Regions from separate parts of the Homo sapiens genome. Here region 1 is linked to region 2. Evidence: read pairs that join two places in POLR2A ChIA-PET (ENCODE). Cell type or tissue: MCF 10A. All regions are shown on one strand. Each heading gives the region's core, and the rest is flanking DNA. Links, peaks and the distances in the headings are about the cores only. Region 1 overlaps PRKCH (protein kinase C eta). Region 2 overlaps PRKCH (protein kinase C eta).

Region 1 (11,108 bases), core at 3,668-6,167, 55 kb after region 2:
TAAACACTCCCACAAGTGTGCAAATCATGTTCATTACTCCATTGTTTGAAGTTGCAAAAAATTTAAAACAACCCAAATGTTTATGTAGAGGAACTGGTTAAATTGTGGTAGATTTTTACAGTGGAATTGTATGCAACCATTATAGAGAATGAGCCAGAGGCATAGGAGATATAAATATGTCCAAGACAATTGTTGAGAAAAGTATTTTACTGTATAATATTGTGTTAGTGTAGCATTGAGAAGAAAAGTTTGAAAGACTGAACCCATCATCATTTTCTCTATACCTTTTTCAGGAATGATCAATTTTATATAATGAAAATATTACTTTTATAATCAAAAAAACATTTTCAGATAACATTTAAAAATTCTATTATAAACATTTCCTTACATTTTTAGTCCTTCATAAAAATTTGGCAGCTTTCATAAGATTCTGTCATAGAAATACCATTATTTATTTAGCCATTCCACGGTTGATACATAATTTAGCTTTTTTTCAAATTATATATGATGCAGCAACCAATATCTTTGTAAAATAAGATTCTTAATTTTACACTCACAAGAGTATCATATCACATAGCAGAGATTGAGAATTTAACCTGAAAATAATCCATTGGGTGATTCTGAATGTACAAGATTGATGTTTTTCTAATCTTTTTATTTTATTTTATTAATTTTTTTTTTTTAAGATAGAGTTTCACTCTGTTGCCCAGGCTGGAGTGCAATGGTGTGATCATGGCTCACTGCAGCCTTGACCTCCCAGGCTCAAGTGATCTTCCCGCTTCGGCCTCCCAAAGGGCTGGGATTCAGGCGTAAGCCACTGTGCCCGGCCTTAATCTTTTTAAAGCTTACCTGGACTATAGGTGGCCCATATGGAGGCAAAAGATTTGGGCCCCACTCTCTAGGCACACAGCTCTGCTACCCTACTCTAAGTATAATTTGTCACTAGTTTTTGTAGTCTCAGTGTAAAAAAGAGCAGAGATCTTGGCCTCAGGAGATCCTCTTCCCAAGGCTCAGTCCCAGGCTCTCTCCTTATTTCATTCCTTCTCCTGAGGTGAACTCATCCACACCCAGGTAATGACTCTCAAATTTATAGCTCCGAACCAGCCTTCCCTTTGACATCTAGCCATGTGTATTCAGCTGCTTAAATATCTCCACCTGTATGTCTAAAAAAAGTAGCTCAATCTGTCCAAAATAAATTCTGTGATCCAGAACCTGCTGATGCCTCCTTCCCTTTATCCTTTACATCCTTCCATTGCTAAATCCCATTGCTTTCCCCCAGTAGTTCTTGACACATCTAGTTCTCTTTACCTTACCACCCTCCCTATACCAGGCCACCATCATTTATCTCCTGGATACTCTAGTAGCTTCCCAAATGATCTCCTCATGTTCATTCTCAACTCCTCTGATATGGAGTCCTGTAAAATCGAAAATCTAATGCCATCCCTCTCCTGAGTCAGAGTTTTCCATGGTTTATTGGGCTAAAGACTGAAATCCTCACTGGCCCCTGCCTCATCTGGTCCCTGCTCTCTCCTGTCTCCATGCTCTCTTCTCTCGCCACCCAGGACTCCAACCACACTAGTCTTCATTTCTTGACTGAACCCCCTCACCTCTGTTCCTTCCTTCTGAAATTCTCCTTACCCTCACTTTCCCTTCTTTCTGTCTCTTCACTTGGTTAATAATCTTCACAGCTCAGTTCAAATGTCACTTTCCTGGGAAATCTTCCCCCAGTGCTAGGTCAGGCCATCCCTTGATCTATTCCCATGTTTTCTCCTCATTGCACTCATCACAGTTGATAATTGTAAATTTAGTTGTGTGGTGATCTGTCTGCTTCTCCCACCAGACATTAACCCCCTTGTGGGTAGAGATGGTGCCCCCTTTGCTTACTATTGTATCCCAACATCCTGGCATATGGCCAGGCTCATGGACAATACTAAAGAATGGTTGGGTGGGTGAAGGGATGGATATCTCGTGTCAGGTGATGCATGAATGGCACTACTGTCTAACTCACGATGAAACCAAATGTTATGCTTTTGCTAATTCAGTGACTTTTCAAAAGTCTTTTGCCCATTTAATACAATCCATCTTGCTTTGAAAAAACTTTAAGTATAAACCCAGGCACTCAAAACACAAGCCAGTCCTAAGTAGTTTTATTCTAAAATTAAGACCATAACCCACATTCACTCACTTGGCAGATGCCCCCTTTTCACACTTACCTACATGCTAGTTCCTCCTCCTCAGTGGAAGGCAGCAAATGATCTGCACATTTGACCACTTGAGAGATTTGCTGTGCACTCCCCTATGCCTGTATCCTCAAGGACTCTGTAAAATCCATTGAACTCTATGCACAAGCTAAGAAAAAAACCTTGCTTTGCAGTATTTCGATTATGCATTTCATAGTAATATGCATAAAACATCCCTCTATCATAGTGCCATCTTAGAATATTTATTGATTCCCTCAGGTGGTTCTTGTTTCAATTAAAGTCCTTTTGGGAAACAATCTATCCGGGGGATTGGCCGGTGACACTGCTACATAGAAGGGATTGGGCCTGGTGTAGTAAGTCACAAGCCCAGGCCTTGGAGGTGAGCAGAAGTAAATCTGAATCCTGATTTTACCCCTGTCTAGCTATATAATCTTGGGGTAGAGCCTACTTCATAGAGTTATTTTGAGGATAAAATAAGAATATAGATAAAGCACTTAGCATTTGATGAACATTCAGTATATGTTAACCACTGAAGACACTGTTATTCTTGTTATTCACAAAAGCTTTTTTCCAGGTTTTCTAGACAGACCCACAGACTCACCACCCCCAAATGAGCAACAGACAAATGGCAGTATGCTGACAATCATAAATTGACTGTGTATTTTATGATAATGGGTATCAAAGTTGTACTCTATTAAAGAATTATTATCTTTGAGATTCAGATATTAAAATGTGTATAGATGAAATAGCTCATATCCTGGATTTGTTTCAAAATAATCTGATAAAAGATGGATCAGGGAGGGAGGGAGTCGATGTAGCGAGGGAGCATGTTTGGACGTGCATTGGCAGGTGCCGAGGCTGTGTGATCAGTATGGGAGTTGTGTCATTCTCCCTACTTTTGTCTGTTTTGAAATTTCCCATAATAAAAGTTGAAAAATATGTTAAAAATAGTTCATATAAATAGCCTCCTAGATTCATTCTTGTTCAAGGAGCCAGCTCTCAACTCGCTTTCCTTTATTTCTTTTGGAAGAGTAACTGACTCTAGTGATCTAAGCAGTAAGACTCATGTCAATCTGTTTTATTACTCTCAGGATAGCTTATGGTGGAAACAAAATAAATCCAATTTCTGAATCTCCTTTGTCTTCAATCACTTGGGAATTCTCTCTGAAACTACTGTGGGCATTTTAAGTAACCCTGATTACCCAGCAAGAACAATGTAGCTTTCAGACAAGCACAGAGGATAGAATAACTCTTTCTACCCTTCTATGCTTGCATGACAAAAGCTGTAGCTATTAAATACCGGTGCTCAATGAGCTAATGAATGGCAAGCCGGTAACTGTGGTTTTGGCATTTTAGTATTTGAGCCTCTGCCCTGTATGAACTTGTAATCTTCATTGTGTAGCCTTGTTAAGTTCAGCTGCTGAGTTACATGTTGGCATAGGAAGCTGAGGTACTCCTAAGCCAAAAACTGACCTCTGCATATTTCAAACTAAAGTCAGGAGGCTTAGGGTGACTTCTTTTGCTTTAAAAAAAATAAAGGCATGATTTCCCTTTAGAGTGGAAGCTGACCATGACTGTAAATGGCTCTATAATCTTTGGCTTTGTTTGAGTCACCCTCTCCATGTTCTGCTCTTCCGTTTGGATGCAAGCCAACATGAGGATAAGTGTTCTGCTTGGTCCTCGTTGTTTAATAATTGACCCTTCAAAACCACTTTCTTTCTCCAGCTTCATCAAAGAGAAGAATTTAAATTTTGATTTCAGGTTTCTTCTTTTCCCTCTTGAGTCTATCTTTAAGGGGTAAAACATGTGGCTTTTTATAAGTTTAAGTACTTTGGAGCAAAGTTTATGGAGTGTCCTTCCATCCCCTAAAAATAAGATAGGCTCTGAGTTGGCCAGGGCAGTCCCATTGGGGTCCATCTGAAATGCTTCTGTTTATCCCTTTGGTCAGCACCTCCTGCCAGGACCATGCTGGAGCTGCTAAGAAGGAAGACAGGTGCACAGACAGAGCCTTCTGGAATACAGTGCGGGGTATGCTATCATAGAAGTATAAACTGGGCACCCTAGGAGCAGAGTTGATATTGCTATGACTGTCTGGGGACATCAGGACAGACTTCATAGAGCAGGTATGAGATACTTGGGCTGAGGGCAGCACTGGTAGCCTGGAATTACATTATGCTCTTAATTGAACCCTCTTGGGATCCCAGTTTGAGCGATCTGTCTTATTAAATAGCACTTGGTATGAGAACAGCCATGGCGTTTCCTTTACAGCTCATACAGTTCTGAGAATGCCTAAAATTAGATTGAAATCAGGATTAAGGTGTCTAACCTGCCTTTGTGGCCTCGGGCATCCTGTGACCAGGATGAGTCACATCCCTGTCTTGCCCACTTGCGTCTTCTGAGAGCTGCGTCCCAAGACTTCCCCATGCAGAGCTGATTGTAATAGTTGACTGACAAAACTGATGGCCCAGCACTTTCTCTCCCTGCGCGATTCCTGCTGCCCATGACAGCAGCTGAGTAATAAGCAGTCAGACCTCTTACCTGGGACATTAGTCACAAGCTCTTAAGCAACTGCGGGTCAACGCTTGAGACCGTTTTGGATTTCTGTTAGCACTTGTTTCTGTTGCCCAAGAAGATCCTTTCCAAGACTTCAGCAGGCATACTGGCTTCGGGAAAATTCAGAAACTCAGTGACCTTGTTTGGAAATGTGAGTGATAGTGTTCTGGGCTCAGGTCCACACAGGCCTGGCTTGTCAGGCTAGGACACAGTGTCGATAAAGCTGGGCTCATGGGCTTTGTCCCCCCGGCCGTGCTCTCTCCTGGGGCTGCAGACTAGTGTGTCTAACCTCAGCCAGGCGCCTCTCTACTGTGTGCCCGCAGTCCCAGAGGAGCCAGGCACCCAGGCCTTATAGTGCCTCCCAAGTCAGAAAACACTTGTGGAAGAACTGAGAGTGGTGGCCTCCTTCACTGGGCAGGACCACGATCATCCTCACCCCTGCTCCCGTCCTGCGCTGCTACGATTGCAACCTTTTGTAGGTTAAACTGGCTGTGCTCATATTGTATTTATGTGGTGGGGCCAGGGGAGGAAGCAGCTTCCACAAATCAGCCCACTGAAAACAGTCACTTATATGGGACATGGGATTCTGCGTGGAGAAGGGCTGATTTGGAGCCAGGACTGGGTTTGGGTTAGAGACACAGAAAGCTTGCTTCGCTGAAGTGGGTGCACAGGTACTCAGCATGCCTTTGCCTTATGCCCCTGACACCCGGGGAGGCTGCTACTAAGAGCAGAGAAGTCTGTTCTATGTTCCATTGATCTGTGCCATGAAAGCTTTGCTGCTTTAACCACACTTATTGGGGATTCCTGGAATACCAGACTTGGTTTCCATTCCTGGGCATTTTCTAGTGGCCATTTTCTGTAAGACCTGTATGGCCAGGCTGTATCAACTCACAGGACAGCGTGTGGAAACCAGTCATGCCAGTTCTGTCATCACCTACCTCCTCCAAGCCAGCAACGTGATCCAGGCTGGACAGAGACCAACCTTTTGCCTTGGGCCATGCAGGCCAACAGACCTTGATTCTCACACTGAGGCAAGAAAATAGAACCTCGAGTGCCCTGACACAACCCACAGTGAATATGGCACTCCAGAAAGAGCAGTCAGCTGCAGCCACTGAGGAGACGCCACAGCGAGGGGGGCTCCAGGCGGCCCAAGGCCATGGCAGCCTCCCACAATGGCAGTTAACCACAAAGCTCCAGGCCACCTAGCATCCCCCCCGTGACCTGCAGCCTCCTTGTCACTGATCAGCCTATGTGGGTTGCCTCTGAGCATATTGTTCCTTTAAAAACCAAAGTGTAAATGTCTCACCCAAAAGGCCAAGCTGTTGCTCTGTCCAGTCTAGACTGTGCCTGTGAGGCTAGCAATGCCACCCTCCCTCTGTAACAGTGCCCTGGGGTATGGGTGGCAACAGGACAACCAGGTGCTTGTGCTGGGAAGCGGGTTTTTTTAAGAGAGCACTGCCTTTTATTTACAGACAGCTTTATCAGTACATGGCCATGTTCCTGCCGACCTTGAGGACTCTTTACCAAACAATCCTGCTGCTGAATATTCACTTCCTTCCACATGAATTTGCTCTTAGGGATTGGAGGAGGGGTGGAAATGCTTTCAACCAGTCTCCATAATCTAGGCTTCTTGTGCACCTGGGGTACCCACAAACAAACCCTGTTCTCACTCTGGTTTTCCTTTTCCTGATTAACATCCCCACAAACCTACTGGATTTAAGACAAACCCAGAAGTCATCATTTCTGCTGCTTCTCTCTATCCGTCTATCTCTAAGTGATTATCAAGCCTTATTACTGATTTTGCTTTCACCGAAGCCCTGCTTCCTTTCCCCTGACTAACTCCTTATTTTCCATTCCATTCATCACTGTCCTGGTTCAGGTCTTAACATCTCTTCCCTGGACGGTTTCAGCCTCCCCCAACTGATCTTTTCTTGTCCAGCCAGGAATCTGTTACTCCCTTAATGAGGGAGCATCAATGAGTTCCTTTTGCCTAATATGTAAAAATCAAAATTCCTTCGTGTGACATTCAGGACCCTTCATGGTTTGAAGGACTTAACTTTCCTCTGTAGCCCTGAGATTTTTCATGGCCCCAGCACTCCTCTGTCCTGTGCTGCCCGCCCCTCAGCCTCCTCCACCATACCCAGGGTTCTCTGAGTCCACCTGCACAGCCATACTGCTGGGCTTGCTGCCGTGTCCCTGCCCCATCCGCCTGTCCATGGCGGCCTTCTCACTCCCCTTCTCTGCCTGGGAGACTCTGACTCATGCTATCAGACCCAGCTCAATTTCTGCTTCTGCTGTGAGGCTGTCTCTCTCTCCTCCCACTAGAAGGAATTGTTCTCTCTTATGTTTCTCTCGTAGCACTTGGTTCATACCTTCATCGTGCCACTAGGATGATACAGCAATTGGTGTGTTCCCCCTCCCCACCCCTCCTGGTCTATCCTGTCCATGTGTGTGTGTGTGTCTGTCTGTATATGAAATATATATCTATTTGTTTTACACACACACACACACACACACACACACACAAAGTATTTCTTTCTTCTCTTTTCATTTTAGAGACAGGGTCTCACCCTGTCGCCCAGGCTGGAGTTCAGTGATGCACTCTCAGCTCACTGCAGCCTCAACCTCCTGGGCTCAAGTAATCCTCCCACCTCAGCCTCCCAAGTATGTGGGACTACAGGTGCATGCCACCATGCCCAACTAATTTTTGTATTTTTCGTAGGTTGGGATGTTGCCCATGTTGTCCAGGCTAGTTTCAAACTCCTGAACTCAAGCAATCTGCCTGCCTCAGCCTCCCAAAGTGTTGGGATTACAGGCACCCAGCCGACAAGTATTTCTTAAGTACATTATGCCAGGCATAATGGCGCCAGGCATAATGGTGAACCGCATAAACACAATCCCCGCCGTCATGGAGCTTCTAGCCTAGCAAATATTTGTCTCCCATTACACTGTGAGTTCCTTGCAGATGAAGATCAGCTGTACTCCTAGTGCCTGTCACCACCCCGGGCACACAGTGGCCACCTCCCCTATGGGTGTTCATTCTGACTCCGATGGGTAGAGATGGGTGCTAGAGTGGAGGATGGGGTATAGGCTGAGTATGAGGTAAGTGGAAAGCCTAGAAAAGCCACATTCTGCCCTCCGTTTTTACAGGACAGCCTACATTTTCCTGTGGTCAGCCCATTCTTAATGGGCGCATCATCTTGGAGCCATGAGGCAAGTTCTGAGACTTGATCTAAATGTGTCATCCAGATAGCACAGAGAAGTTTGTTCCTTTTGACGTGTGTACAGGAAGCTCATGCGGCCGCATGTGGCCGCACGTGTGTGTGTGTGTGTGTGTGTGTGTGTGTGTGCCCATTCTGAGAGGTGGATGGTTTGGGGTCTGGCTGCCCTATCTCGTGCTGCTCTTTGTATCTTTCAGAGATCTGAAACTGGACAATGTCCTGTTGGACCACGAGGGTCACTGTAAACTGGCAGACTTCGGAATGTGCAAGGAGGGGATTTGCAATGGTGTCACCACGGCCACATTCTGTGGCACGCCAGACTATATCGCTCCAGAGGTGAGTGCAGCTGCTTGATGCAGCTCTGAAATCTGAGCTCTCCAGTAACTCTGACCAGAAATGCCACTGGCTGCTTTTATGCACTGCAGCTTTGGAGGCAGCATTGAAAGGTGTCTAGAGCCGACACCTCTAGACTCATTTATGGCTCATTGGGTGAATGATGGCTGAAAATGGCCTAAGTCCCTCTAATAAGAATTTGAGTTAAAAAAGAAAATCATGCTGCTATAAAGACACATGCACACGTATGTTTATTGCGGCATTATTCACAATAGCAAAGACTTGGAACCAACCCAAATGTCCAACAATGATAGACTGGATTAAGAAAATGTGGCACATATACACCATGGAATACTATGCAGCCATGAAAAATGGTGAGTTCATGTCCTTTGTAGGGACATGGATGAAATTGGAAATCATCATTCTCAGTAAACTATCGCAAGAACAAAAAACCAAACACCGCATATTCTCACTCATAGGTGGGAATTGAACGATGAGATCACATGGACACAGGAAGGGGAATATCACACTCTGGGGACTGTGGTGGGGTGGGGGGAGGGGGGAGGGATAGCATTGGGAGATATACCTAATGCTAGATGACGAGTTAGTGGGTGCAGCGCACCAGCATGGCACATGTATACATATGTAACTAACCTGCACAATGTGCGCATGTACCCTAAAACTTAAAGTATAATAAAAAAAAATATATATATATATGTAAACTTTGCAGTTGCTTTGGGCTTTAGCCCTAAATGAAGACAAAGTGTACGCCATTCATGGCTATTTATTTTCCTTTTTGTCTCTACTTAGTGATTTAATTTCAGCGTCATTTAGCAGAACTAAAGAAAGGCTCTTGAATCCTTGAATCCTTCCCGTATGAGTGAGTGAACCCAGTCCCCTTTTTTTTCCAGACTGATATATTTCCAGAACCCTTTCTGTTTGGGATCTGCACGAGCCCATCACAGTGGCCCAATCAGGCCATAAATATTTGCTCACCTAGATGAGAAGGCACCTCTGAGTTGACCACAGGGAAAACAGACCACTCTGTAGAAATGGAATGAAATACGCTTGCTAGCACAGGAGACTTTTTTAAAAAAACTTTGATATTTCCTAATGCATCAATTTCCCTAGTTATGAAGAACACATTTGTTAATCTGATGTATGAACCACCTTCTCACGCTGCCCCCTTTGCACAGATCCTCCAGGAAATGCTGTACGGGCCTGCAGTAGACTGGTGGGCAATGGGCGTGTTGCTCTATGAGATGCTCTGTGGTCACGCGCCTTTTGAGGCAGAGAACGAAGATGACCTCTTTGAGGCCATACTGAATGATGAGGTGGTCTACCCTACCTGGCTCCATGAAGATGCCACAGGGATCCTAAAATCTGTAAGTTTGGCTTACCCAGCTAGCTTCTGATGTATTGCAAACCAGCTTGTTTCATGTGCTGCTTGAGTCTTTTCAGTACTTCCCACCAGTAAACCACTAGCTCTAACTAAAATTTGTATTGTTCTAATCTAAAGAATCAAAGAACCAGAGTTCTGTCAGGCTGTTACCCTCTCTTATGCAATAGACCCTCTCTTATGCAGTAGTTATTTTGGGGTCAATTTCAATAGCCCTTGATAACTTTGTTTGCCAAATAGCAAGTATTTCTAGCACTTCGTAACTTTAGTTGAGGGCAGGTGATGTTTCCCCTTCATACAGTCAGGCCACACCAGAGTTTTGGGTCAAGTAAATGCCATTCCCAGCCTGTTATTATATCAATTGTGTTTCTGTTGGCATCTTCAAGTTGCAGGATGAAGCGGTCGGGTCTTTCTCTTAGGGCTGGGAGAGGAGAAGGAAGGTTTTCCAAACCTCTGCAGATCTATTTTGCCTCCATGTTATTCTTATGAAAGCCGGGTGCCACGCCCAGGCTGCAGGTGCAATGTTGTAATGGATCATGTTGAGAAAGTCTTTTCTGTGTGTGCATTTAAGGCACTGTGCTGGATGCCTTTGAATTGAGGATAAACATGTACTGGACGCCTTTATGTTGAAAATAAAGTACATGTAATTTGGGTCAGTTCTGTAACCACATTAGTTGAGCTCCAAAATCATGTATTTTCACCTACTATATGCAGAGGGGTTGTAAAGGCAAATAAAAGATCAGTTTTTCAAGAAGGGATAAATCAGAACAATCTATATTCTGTTGGATAGTATCTATGGCATAAGAATTACTATCCTTAAGTTATATCCTTTCAGTAATTTGAGACAAAAGCAAAATGTGGGAAATATTTGCTATCTTGTTGAAAGACTTGTTTCTCTTTAGAAACTTCTAGCCCTATAATCAGTGCCATTTCAGGGACATTTTTTATGTGGGTCACTGTGTACTGGGGCTGAAGGCTTGATTGTCCCTGAGAATTCTCTACATCGCTAAAAGAGAAATAATCACAGAAATCCTTCTGAGGCAAATATTACCAAAGTGAATCATAACACATAGCTCAATCCTCAAGCTGAGGTGTCAGTACCCTCCTGAAACTGAGAAAGCACTAATTTCACAGAAATAAAAGCACAGTACTTTGGGATTCTACCAAATATCTCCTATCTAACATGTTTTTGTAAGAACAGTTCATTTGTTATATTAGTAGAAATTTTAGAGGAAACCATAAATATGGCTTTTATAATTTTATGGAAAAAAAAAGTCACAGAGAAGGGCCTGTCTTCGTGGATTTGTGCCATGAAGTTTCTTAACTTCCTGAAGGGAAATGTACTCACCTAGGTTGGCTGCAGCCAATTTTGATAACATAAACCATGATAACACAGCCTCA
Region 2 (11,108 bases), core at 4,824-7,323:
TACATGTGCTGAACTTGCAGGTTTGTTACATAGGTGTACATGTGCCATGGTGGTCTGCTGCACCTATCAACTGGTCATCCAGGTTTTAAGCCCCGAATGCATTAGGTATTTGTCCTAATGCTCTCCTTGCCCTTGCCCTCCCACCCAACAGGCTCTGGCATGTGATGTTCCCCTCCCTGTGTTCTCATTGTTCAACTTATGAGTGAGAACATGTGGTGTTTGATTTTCTGTTCCTGTGTTAGTTTGCTGAGAATGATGGTTTCCAGCTTCATCCATGTCCCTGCAAAGGACATGAGCTCATTCTTTTTTATGGCTGCATAGTATTCCATGGTGTATATGTGCTACATTTTCTTTATCCAGTCTGTCATTGATGGGCATTTGTGTTGGTTCCAAGTCTTTGGTATTGTAAATAGTGCTGCAATAAACATACATGTGCATGTGTCTTTATAGTAGAATGATTTATTAATCCTTTGGGTATATACCCAGTAATGGGATTGCTGGGTCAAATGGTATTTCTGGTTCTAGATCCTTGAGGAGTCGCCACATGGTTTTCCACAATGGTTGAACTAATTTACATTCCCACCACCTGTTGGCCATTTGTATGTCTTCTTTTGAGAAATGTCTATTCAGGTCCATTAACCATTTTAAAATTGGGTTGTTTCTTACTATTAAGTTGTTTGAGTTTCCTCTGTATTTGGATATTAACTCCTTATCCAGATATGTGTTTTACAAATATTTTCTCCCATTCCACAGGTTGTCTCTTCACTCTGTTGATTGCAGAAACTTTGCAGAAGCTTTTTAGTTTGATATAGTTCCATTTGTCTATTTTTGCTTTTGTTGCCTGTGCTTTTACGGTCATATTTTAAAAAGCCATTGCCTATGCCTGTGTCACAGATTTCTTCCCCTAAGTCATCATTTGGTAATTTTACAGTTTTAGGTCTTACATTTAAGTCTTTAGTCCATTTTTCAGTGATTTTTTTATGTGACGTGAGATGAGGGTCTGTTTTTATTCTTCTGCATGTAGATATCCAGTTTTTTCAACACCATTTATTGAAGGGACAGTCCTTTCTTTGTTGTGTGTCCTTGGGATCTTTGTTGATAATTAATTGATTGTAAAGGTGTGGATTTATTTCTGAGCTCTGTATTCTGTCCCATTGGTCTATATATCTGTTTTTATGCCAGTACCATAATGTTTTGATTACTGTAGCTTTGTAGTAGATTTTGAAATCAGGTAGTATAATGCCTCCAGCTTTGTTCTTTTTGGTCAAGATTGCTTTGATGTCGTGCATTATTTATAGTAGGAAAATATTAGAAACAACTTCAGCATTTAGCAATGGGGGTACACTTCAATAATATACTATTTGATGAGAATTTTCAGCCAGTCAAGAGATAATTTTATGTTACGTAGTTAAATTGTCAGGTACCGTCGTAAGCACCTAACATGTATTGTTTATTGCACGTGATTCCTATAACAGCCTTATAAGATAGGTGCAATTATTATCCTCATTATGTCAAATGGAAAAGTGAGACACTGAGCAGTTAAGTCATTTGCCTAAAATCTATCACAGAAAATGGTAAAAATAGGAGGTTAGAATCCAGGAAATAATACAGAGGTTATGATGATGAACAGTCTGTATCCAAGTCAGGTTCTGCCCAAGATAGTGAATTGGCAGACCCGTTCCCCTCCCCAGCCTCAAAAAAGACTGCCAGGAAATTATGCCAGTAAGCTATCAGGGACTGGATTAAGGTAGTGGAATTATGAAGGATTTTTTTCCTATTTACCAAATTTGGTAATAGGATTACATTTCTTCAACAATGGGGGTAGGAGGAATAAGCCATTATTAAGTCAGGGACCAGACCCCTGGTCTCTCAGAACCTGGGATACGGCCTAGTACATGCTGTCTCCCTGACTCATTTATGGCGAAATTCACATCACACTCCTTTTATCTGAATCAGTGAGGGTTGTGTCAGCAGCTGAGTCCCTGGCATGGATGTGCTGGAATCCAGGCCTCCCATCCCCCATCCCCGGCTCGCAGGGGCCTCCCCTTCGGTTCTCCTCCTGGAGAGAGAGGAACAAAGACTAGGGGGTGAGGGATGGAGGGGGGCTATCACAGGAAGGGGGAGCAGCAAAGTAAATATTGGTCTGAGGCTTTGTTCGGAGACCCAGTTTATGGAAGCAAAGGTTTCCATTTGGAAAACAGAAGACACTTGTGGCCAGTGCCCGAAACAGCCTCTCACTAGCAGGCCCTGGGACTGGGTGAGAGGGCTGAGCGAAGTACTCCTCATTGTTTTGGGAATGCCTTAAGTTTGAGTTTAGGATCCACCGCTTTCAGGTGGGCCACAGGACGCTCCGATGCCGGTCGCTTTTGCCTCCTCCCGCTCCTCTGCCTGCTGGGGCGTCTTTACGATGTCAGCCTGCAAGGATGGAGTTCCTGGCAGGACCATAGCTTTCCGTAAGAAACCACTTCTCAAATGGCCAACAAAGTTGAAATCCTGGTTTTTGAAGGTCAGAATATCTTGGAATCTTGTGAAATAAATGCCATCGCTGCATACATGCTGGCACAAAATGATCTCACGTGTGCTCAGTGTACCTGCAGCTTGAGTGCAAAGGAACATTCTTTCCTTTGTATTACTTTCTCCATTGTTGTTGTATTAAATATTAGCGAAGAAGTGGGAGAGGCAGAGAGCAGCCAGGCAGCAAGGTAGTCATGTGGCCCTGGAATTCATCTTTCAGAATTTTCCCAGGCAGGGAACTGCACTGTGACCTTCAGCACAAGAGCTCTGAGTTCTAATTCTGGCTTAGCTGGCCCACTTGTCTTTAAGAAGTTCCCCTGCCTTTTATTTTGAGATAAGCCTCTCCACCTAAATGTGTGTTCCTTACTTCTGGACCTGTTGGCCAACGTACCTTTAGGGAGTGCCCCTCCAGCTGGCTTCAACATGTGGGGTCGTAGCGGGGCTGCAGCCTGCCCTGTCCAGCTCTGATGCTTCCCAGCGCCTCCAGCTCCCCTTTCCCTTCCTGAGGCCTCACTGAGCATTTGGCTGAGCCCCTGCCAGCCGCTGGATGTGGGGAGGAGAAGGCATGCTCAGACCCTACAGTGGCATTACTGCTTGTGCTCTGTGTTGCTGTGACACCCAGCGCAAGGGGAAGAGGCCCTGTGACAGAGGGTTAGACAAGGAGAAGGGGAAGTATAGCCGAAAGGCTGGGAGACTTTCCCCTTTACAGGCATGGGAATTCTGAAGAAGCCTCTGTTCATGCCTTGGGGTAGTTGGTTGATTCCTGGGGACTGAATGGTGCCCACTTTGCAGGAGGGGATGAGCGAAGAAGGAAAGGGCAGTTCATGAGACCCTAGCATATGTCCTAGGTGCTCATATTCATTACCAATGTCTATGAAACTAAACTGCACATTGGCATTCCGTAAATATCCATTGAACAAAATATCTCATTTAATACCCAAAGCATCCAGGGAAGAGTATCATCCTCATTTTAAAGGCCTAGAAACTGAGATCCAGAGAAATTAAACAACTTGCCCCAGATCACACAGTAAGCCAGAGTCAGTGCATGGATTCCTGACCTGACTGTCCTGCCAAATAATATACAAGCCATTTCCATTATATCACAAATAGAAGTTTTGAGTCTCTAATATGTACAACTGAGAATACTGTCATTAGACGGGAATAGAGGCAGTTTTCCACAATAGGTGGTTTTTGGCCTTTTGGGAAATACCTAAGGATATTTCCTCTGATCTGTTTGGAACCAGGTTTCCCCCTTTCCCTGAGCAGTGGCTGCTACAAATACAATCTGGTTTGCTGCGGGTCATTTGTTGCAGTTTGCCTTTGGCTCAGATCAAAATAGAAAATGAGCCAGAACATGGTGTTTCCTGTCTCTGCATGTTCCTACCTTATTCATAGTGTTCCATCTTTTTTTTAGGTTATTAATTGTGGATTTATTTCCATAGTAAGACAGGATCTGACTTTGGGGCCAACATATGTTGGACCCGCCTCCTTCTCTGCTGAAGATTCTCTGAAGACAAAATGTGCATAGGCCTTCTCCAGGATCTGGATTTTTGGGGGATTATTTGGGACCTTTGCTTCTGTCCTCTCCGGCTACCAGGCTTTCTGACCTTCTGTAGCTAAATAGGGCCACAAAAATGAATAGGAATAAGAGAACCTGAAGTTCAAGCTGTGTCTTTGGCTCTGTCTCTTTGGACGCGACTGCCAAGATATTTGGTGTGACAAAAGGATTTGAAATAGTTGGCCTGTTTTTTTCAGTTTGAGGTTGTTCTGTTGTAACTGGTCTTGTTTTTGGTAGCCATCATTATCACTGACAACCTAGAGACTGAGTAGACCGCCACCTCCATGTCTGCTAAGATAGTATAATTTAAATCTTTGATGTAACCAGAACACAACCCAGGTCACACTTTGCCCCTGTGTCTCATGATGACTGAAAGCTTTTGGGGTGATGATTGCTTGGTTATGGTTTTCCTGGACCCAACTTGGAACCCTTAAAGCCTGCCAAGTTATAGATACTCTGGCTTCAGTAGGGCCCTGTATTGAAACACCAAGTGCCAGGACTGCTCAAAAGGTGAAAATGAGATGGGTGTTCTGCCAGGTGGTTTAGTGAAAAATCAGTCAATCCAGGATCCCACTGACTGAATGCTAGGCAAAAGAAACAGTTCTTTTATTTGTTTTCATTTTTTGCAGAGTTGGAGGTCTTGCTATGTTGCCCACACTGGTCTTGAACTCCTGACCTCAAGCAATCCTACTGCCTTGGCCTCCCAAAGTATTAGGATTACAGGCATGAGCCACCGTGCCTGGCTAGAAACAGTTTTTTAAAAACTCATTCTAATTAGGAAGAGAAGACCAATACACATGGAAGAAAAGTGTACAGTAGATAGCATGTAGTAAATATAGTCCTTATGCTACAAAAGGAAAGGTAGTTGAAAATGAACATTGGGTTCTAGGGGAAACTCTTAAGTATGTGCCAGTCTGTGCTCAGAAGTACAACCTGATTGGCTGTGAGACTAAAGCCAACTGATTGCTTTAAGCAGCCCCTCGGGTGTGGGCTGCAGATGGTTCCCTAGGAAGCTGGGTTGAGTCCTGCTGTGATGAGCTGGGACTGCCAGGTAGGACCTGAAGCGGCTGCCAAGGGGCTGCCACCCCACCCTGAAGACAAAATCATACAGTCTAAAAACCTGACTGCTTTGGATCAAAATCATACCCTGTAATATGTTCTAGTTTTTAAATAACTTGGGTTTTCCTTAATTACTTAATCTCTGCTGAGAACCCAGCTGCATCCATCTCTTCTAGGTCCGGAATTATCCACAGCATCTCATGAGCAGAAACAGCCATGTCAACATAAAGTTAGCAGACTCGTCGTGTAGAGAGTTGTGCACTGGCAGGTTAGGGGGGAAGGTGTTCATTCATTCAGCAGATATGCACTGAGTGCTTGCAAGGCATAGGGCTCGCCTTCAAGCCTTGAGGACGCAGCAGTGAGCAAAACAGAAAAGAGTCCCTGCCCTCATGAAACTGACATTCTTTGGGAAGCTTATAAGCCTGAAGCTCATGAACAGATTGTTCATCTTATAGTCTCAGCTGGTGACCCTCCATGGCAGCTGCTCCCTGTGGCAATTCCTGGATTTTCCTTTCAGACAGGCTCAGAGCCGTCATCTGCTTGAAGAGTCTGGGGGGCTTGTCTGAAGCTGCATTTGCATATCAAGTGCTCCGTTATATTTTTTGTAGGATGCAGTGAGATTACTGGGGGGAGGCGTAGCTCGAGTCCTTGGTCCTTGGTACTGTCTCTGGTTAGTGGTGGGTTCTGGGTCACTATTATAGGGGTTGGGAGGTTTAAAGCAAGAGGCAGAATGGCAAGAGTAGCAGCCCCAGTAGGCTGCATTTGCTCCCGTTGCCACTTGCACGATCTTTCTCATCCCGCTGGCAAGACTAGTCTGTTCACTGGCAGCCCCTGCATCAGGCTGTGAGGACGCCCTGTCTACCTCCCGTCTCCATCCCTGTATTAACCCATGTGCTATCAAGAGCGACTGACTCTTTCTTTACAAGGTTCTTTTTCCTTCCTTCCCCGTAAGCTAATAGTTTGGCTCAGGCTCGCCAGCAGACCCTCCCCTTTTTTGCTGGAGGGCTTTGGCATGCCCTGTCTTTTCTTTGGGGCCACCCAGGGAGTTCCTGTTTCCTTTCTGTGGGAGGCTTCCAATTCTTAGTTATAGCAAAAGAGCCTGTATTTTTTAGCTCACTCCTGCCCACTTCTGGTCTTGAATGACTTATGGCTTAGGTGTTACAAATGGGAGTCCTGGAACTCTTCCCAGAATCTCTTAATTCCATTCTTGTGGTATATGACGTTCTAAACATTAAAATGATGTAATATATAACTCCCAACCAAAACAAAAGAGGAGATCCCTGCTAGCCAAATTCTTCCCTCCTCTCCATACACGTTTTTCCGTCGCTGTGCAGTGAATCCTGGGATGTGTTTGTCAGTCAGCTTCCTTGTTCTTCTGGCTCCTCACTCCCCAGGGACCACCGAGCCACAGACTCCACGGTTTTCTCTGAGGGCATGCGAAGTGGAAACTAACCTATCCCTGCAGCCAGCCCAGACCTTCTACAATCATATCTACCAGTGGTGAAAGGCAGTTCAAGATGAGTTGGACACAATCAAGAAAAATAGGGAACAAATATGTCATAGCTCCTCTCTGTCTGCTGTCTATAGAAGGAGGCTAATAGCAGCAGATCTGGTGAGGGCCAGTGGCCCATGGACCTGCCTGCCCCAAGGCAGCAATCATGGGAGTGGGGTCAAGGAAACACTAAGGAGGTACACCTGATAGGACTTTTTAAAGAGGAGTGGCCAGGGTTCTGGCCGGTTTGAAGCCTGGAGAGAATGGAATGGCATGAGTTCAGTTTTGGGGACATTCAGTGGTAAGACTGGTTTCTGTTTTCTCTTCTGGAAGCTCATAGATACAGGATCTGCTCATTCACTTGATTTGTGCCTCTTATTTGGGCTTCAGGACACATCTCTGGCCAATCGCAATTAAAACACCATGCCCAGTTAGCCATCATCGCCACTCAGAGCTGTCTGCTTTACCGGGCTAAAAAAAATGATCTTTATCACCAGTTGTAAGTGACTTAAAAAAAAAAAGTACCCTTCCACATTGCTCAGAACTTTGCCGTCACCTTCTTGACCCTCACCAACAGGTCAGGTTGTTTTAATAATCTAGTGGCTGGTAAGCTTTCATCCTTTACAATTAAAAAAAAAATCACTGATTTGCATAATGCAGTGCCATTTGCCTACTTTGTTGGGGGTGGGGGCTGTCCTGTTCATTGTGGATGTTTAGCAGCATCCCAAAATACCAGCAGCACCTCTCCAGTTATAACAACCAAACATATCGCCAGACATTGGTTCCCAGGGGGGAAGAATCTCCCCTGGCTCCCTTACATGACTGTCAGGTGATTGTCTTTGGTATGAAAAGTCAAATGGGTTAGACGATCACTTTTCTTTTTATAGAAGCCAAAGCCAAATGTGTCAGACCTTCTTTATGAAAATATAAGCGTTATTTTTTTTCTGAGTTTGTAGAAAGGCAAAGTTCCTGTTGGGGGCTCATTACAGCTGTTGGTGCCTGCACTGACAGTGGCATTGTTAGGGATGGAGCCCCTGAGCTCGGGGGAGACAGCGGAAGCGTGCAGCGTCTGTTTAATGTGAGTGAGGGCTGGCATGCTGCTGGCAGCTCTCAACAGTGAAGCCTGCTGCTCGATAAGGCATTATTATCAGAGCCTGGGGGCATCCAGGGAGCAAAAGATTAGCTGACTGAGCATATATCTAAAATGGGTTATTTTTAAAAAGCAAGCAGTACAAATACTGCAGCTTGTCTTGTTTTAGCATTTAATAATTACACTTTCACTTTACCAGCAAGGCATTGAGTCAGTGGCATTTTATGAAAAGCATCCTCCCAAACCTGAACTTTGTGAGTCAGATTCCCATCCTGTGTGTGGTACATGTGGTTGGATTGTACAAACAGATAATCAGAGTTTTGCAAAATGTTTCCCAACCAGCATGGGAAAACGTGCTGATAGCAATATGATTGGGCTTTGAGGGAGAGCCACTTGCTGGCTTTTTTTCTTTTGTTTCCCATACATGGAAATGCCATTTCAACTTGAAATGTGGATACCTTACCAGAGGATTGCTTGAGCCCGGGAGGTTGAGGCTGCATTAGCGAACTGGGACTGCACCACTGCATTCCAGCCTGGATGACAAAGTGAGACTCCTGTCTCAATTTTTTAAAAACCCACACACAAAAAAAACAACAAAACAAAAAGTAGAACCTTAAATGCTATCTTAAGGCTGAATAGTCTCTAAATATTGAAAGTAGACCCTAGCCAAAAGAGACATTACCTGTTTCTGTAATATAATGAATGGTATTAGTGTACTTATCTTGCATTTTAAATTCAATTCTGTAAATGTTTATGGAGCATGCATTATGTGCCAGGGATGAAGACACAAGAACAAAATGTGGACCTGCCTTTTAATTGCTTACAGTCAAAGGTCATGATAACACCATGTGATGGAGAGAAGAAAGTCATGATTGATCCTCGTGGAGGTTGGAAGGACTTCCCAGAGGAGGGGCTGTGTGAGCTGTGTTTTGAAGATGAATAGGGATCTTATAGTCACAAGAGGAGGGCATAGACTCCCAGACAGAGGTAACAGCAGTGCAAAGGCACAGAGGCTTAAAATTGCAGGATGTGCCCAGGAAACCCCAAATGACTAGATGAGGCAGATTTGTAAGAAGGGAAATGGTGGTGGTTGGCGGCGGGGGTAGGGGGGTGGTGATGAAGAAGCAAAGTCATAATGGGTCTGATGTCCTTTGCTGAGGAGCTTAGACTAAACTGTTTAGGTAAAAGGAGCCAGCAAAATCTTTAAGTGAGGGAGTAACATAAGATTTGCATGTTAGAAGGCTCTCTCTGGCTGCTATGTACAGAGGGAGGCTAATGGCAGCAGATCTGGTGAGGATGCTGGGCCCGTGATCTGGGAACTTGCCTGCCCCAAGGCAGCAATCATGGGAGTGGAGTCAAGGAAACACTAAAGAAGTAGACATGATAGGACTTTTTAAGTGGGAATGGCCAGGGCTCTGGCCATTTGGAAGCCTAAAGAGAATGGAATAGCATGAGTTCGGTTTGGGGGAAATTCAGTGGTAAGATGCTTGTTTGTCAGAAACACACTTGAGATGGGAGATCAGTTTGGTGTCATCCATGTCCTCTTGGTAAGTGGAAACTATAATATAAAATCTTTCAGGCCAGGTGCAGTGGCTCACACCTGTAATCCCAGCACTTTGGGAGGCCAAGGTGAGTGGATCACCTGAGGTCAGGAGTTCGAGACCAGCCTGGCCAACATGGCAAAACCCTGTCTCTACTAAAAATACAAAAATTAGCCGGGCATGGTGGCACGCACCTGTAATCCCAGCTACTCAGGAGGTTGAGGCAGGGAGAATCGCTTGCACCCGGGAGGCAAAGGTTGCAGTGAACCAAGATCACGCCATTGCACTCCAGCCTGGGCAACAGAGCGAGACTCTGTCTTAAAAAAAAAAAAAATCAAAAATCTTTTAGTAGATGTTTATAGAGAGAGAAGAGAGGAGACTTGAAGAAGGAATTCTAAGTAAGGGTTAAGGTTGAGTGGAAAAAAGAAGAAGAATCAGAAGGAAGTGGTTTCATAGTAGGATAAATCAAGTGCTGAGATGAAGTCAGTTCACTAACAGACTCAGAGTTCTATTGGATACGGCATGAGGTTCTTGGTGTCACCATCTTAGGATCTGCTCATTTTTGGGGTTTTAAGAACCTGTCTGAACTCCACTTAGCCAACTGAAGCTTGCCTTCAAAGTTAACACAATGTGCTTTCTCCCATATAAACCTTTTAAGCTGTTTCTGATGACTGTTCCCCTTCCTGTTAGAGCTCCACCTCTTTTAATTTAGCCTCCATACCTTTAGAGTAAGGTCTGCAACTTTCTTCCTTAATTGACAGTGGAGATCAATATGTAACCCAGATTGCAAAAATGGTTTGGGAACACTGCATGTTCTCACTCATAGGTGGGAGTTGAACACATGGACACAGGGTGGGAAACATCACACACTGGGGCCTGGCAGGGGATGGGGGGCTGGGGGAGGGATAGCATTAGGAGAAATACCTAATGTAAATGACGAGTTGATGGGTACAGCAAACCAACATGGCACATATATACCTATGTAACAAACCTGCACGTTGTGCACATGTACCCTAGAACTTAAAGTATAATTTTAAAAAAATTTTTTAATAGTTTGGGAAGAAATTGTGGGCATGTCATTTGCTTGAACAGATTTTGTTCCCCAGCCAGAGGACCAGAGAAGAGTTTGTCATGGCTACAGTGGAGGAATCAAACTCAGAATAGCATGTGAAAGGCACATTCCACACAGAAACTTCGGCCCGTGCATCAGCACTGCAGACAGGGGGAGAGGAAATGAATTCTCAGCCAGTAGATTCCCAGGCATCACCTTGAGGCAGATATGGCATATTCTTGGCCATAGTCTCTACTTCTCTAACTGGGCAAAGTGTCTAATCAACTATAACCCAAAATATCTTCCCACATGGCATAAGTGTCGAATTCATACATAGATCAGAGGGAGAAATGAAATTGTGGTTGTCTTAAAAGTTTACACAGTTTAGGGATCTCCATCATGAAAAATGATCTAAATAAATGAAATGGTATTTTTACTCTTTATCCTACAAGCCCTATACAAACTAAGTCCATAAATATCCTATTTGATGCTTAAACCAAAAGCTTTATAAAGAGAATTTCACTATGTGAAATAATGACTTGAAGAAATCCTATTGTGGATGCTTTTGTTAAGTTGCTAAACCTTTTTTAAAAAGTAGATAATCATCCAAGATATCTTCTTTGTGACTCTTAAGTTTTAGTGTATTTCAAATGTGGATAGTTTTTGACTAGGAGGTTTGTTCAAACGTTCTTCTCGACCACTAGGGGGTGCTCTAAAGGTTAGTGATGTCTAAATGATTGACCAATCAATTAAAACACCGTGCCCAGTTAGCAATCATCTCCACTGAGAGATGCCTGCTTTAC

The links. ChIA-PET counts read pairs that join two places held together with the same protein. Peaks named below come from ENCODE experiments on the same cell type or tissue, not always from the same donor. Only the 100,000 strongest peaks of a DNase experiment are listed, where the experiment ranks them.
Region 1: POLR2A ChIA-PET joins it to region 2 with 44 read pairs; 18 of 35 experiments call an interaction of 5 or more read pairs at or near these places.

Annotation. Positions count from the first base shown.
Region 1 is chr14:61,520,903-61,532,010 of GRCh38, forward strand. PRKCH (protein kinase C eta) reads left to right here. Exons shown (of 14, transcript NM_006255.5): 11 at 8,173-8,311; 12 at 9,505-9,693. Among named protein-coding and RNA genes, the nearest start is that of PRKCH-AS2, 19 kb to the right of the region's middle. RefSeq lists an enhancer at 4,466-4,615. In MCF 10A, for the core only: no CTCF peak of the experiment used is centred there; DNase peaks (open chromatin) are centred at 3,829, 4,699 and 5,709.
Region 2 is chr14:61,464,420-61,475,527 of GRCh38, forward strand. All of the region lies in intron 9 of PRKCH (protein kinase C eta), which reads left to right. Among named protein-coding and RNA genes, the nearest start is that of PRKCH-AS2, 76 kb to the right of the region's middle. RefSeq lists an enhancer at 1,665-2,581. In MCF 10A, for the core only: a CTCF peak has its summit at 6,250; a DNase peak (open chromatin) is centred at 6,272.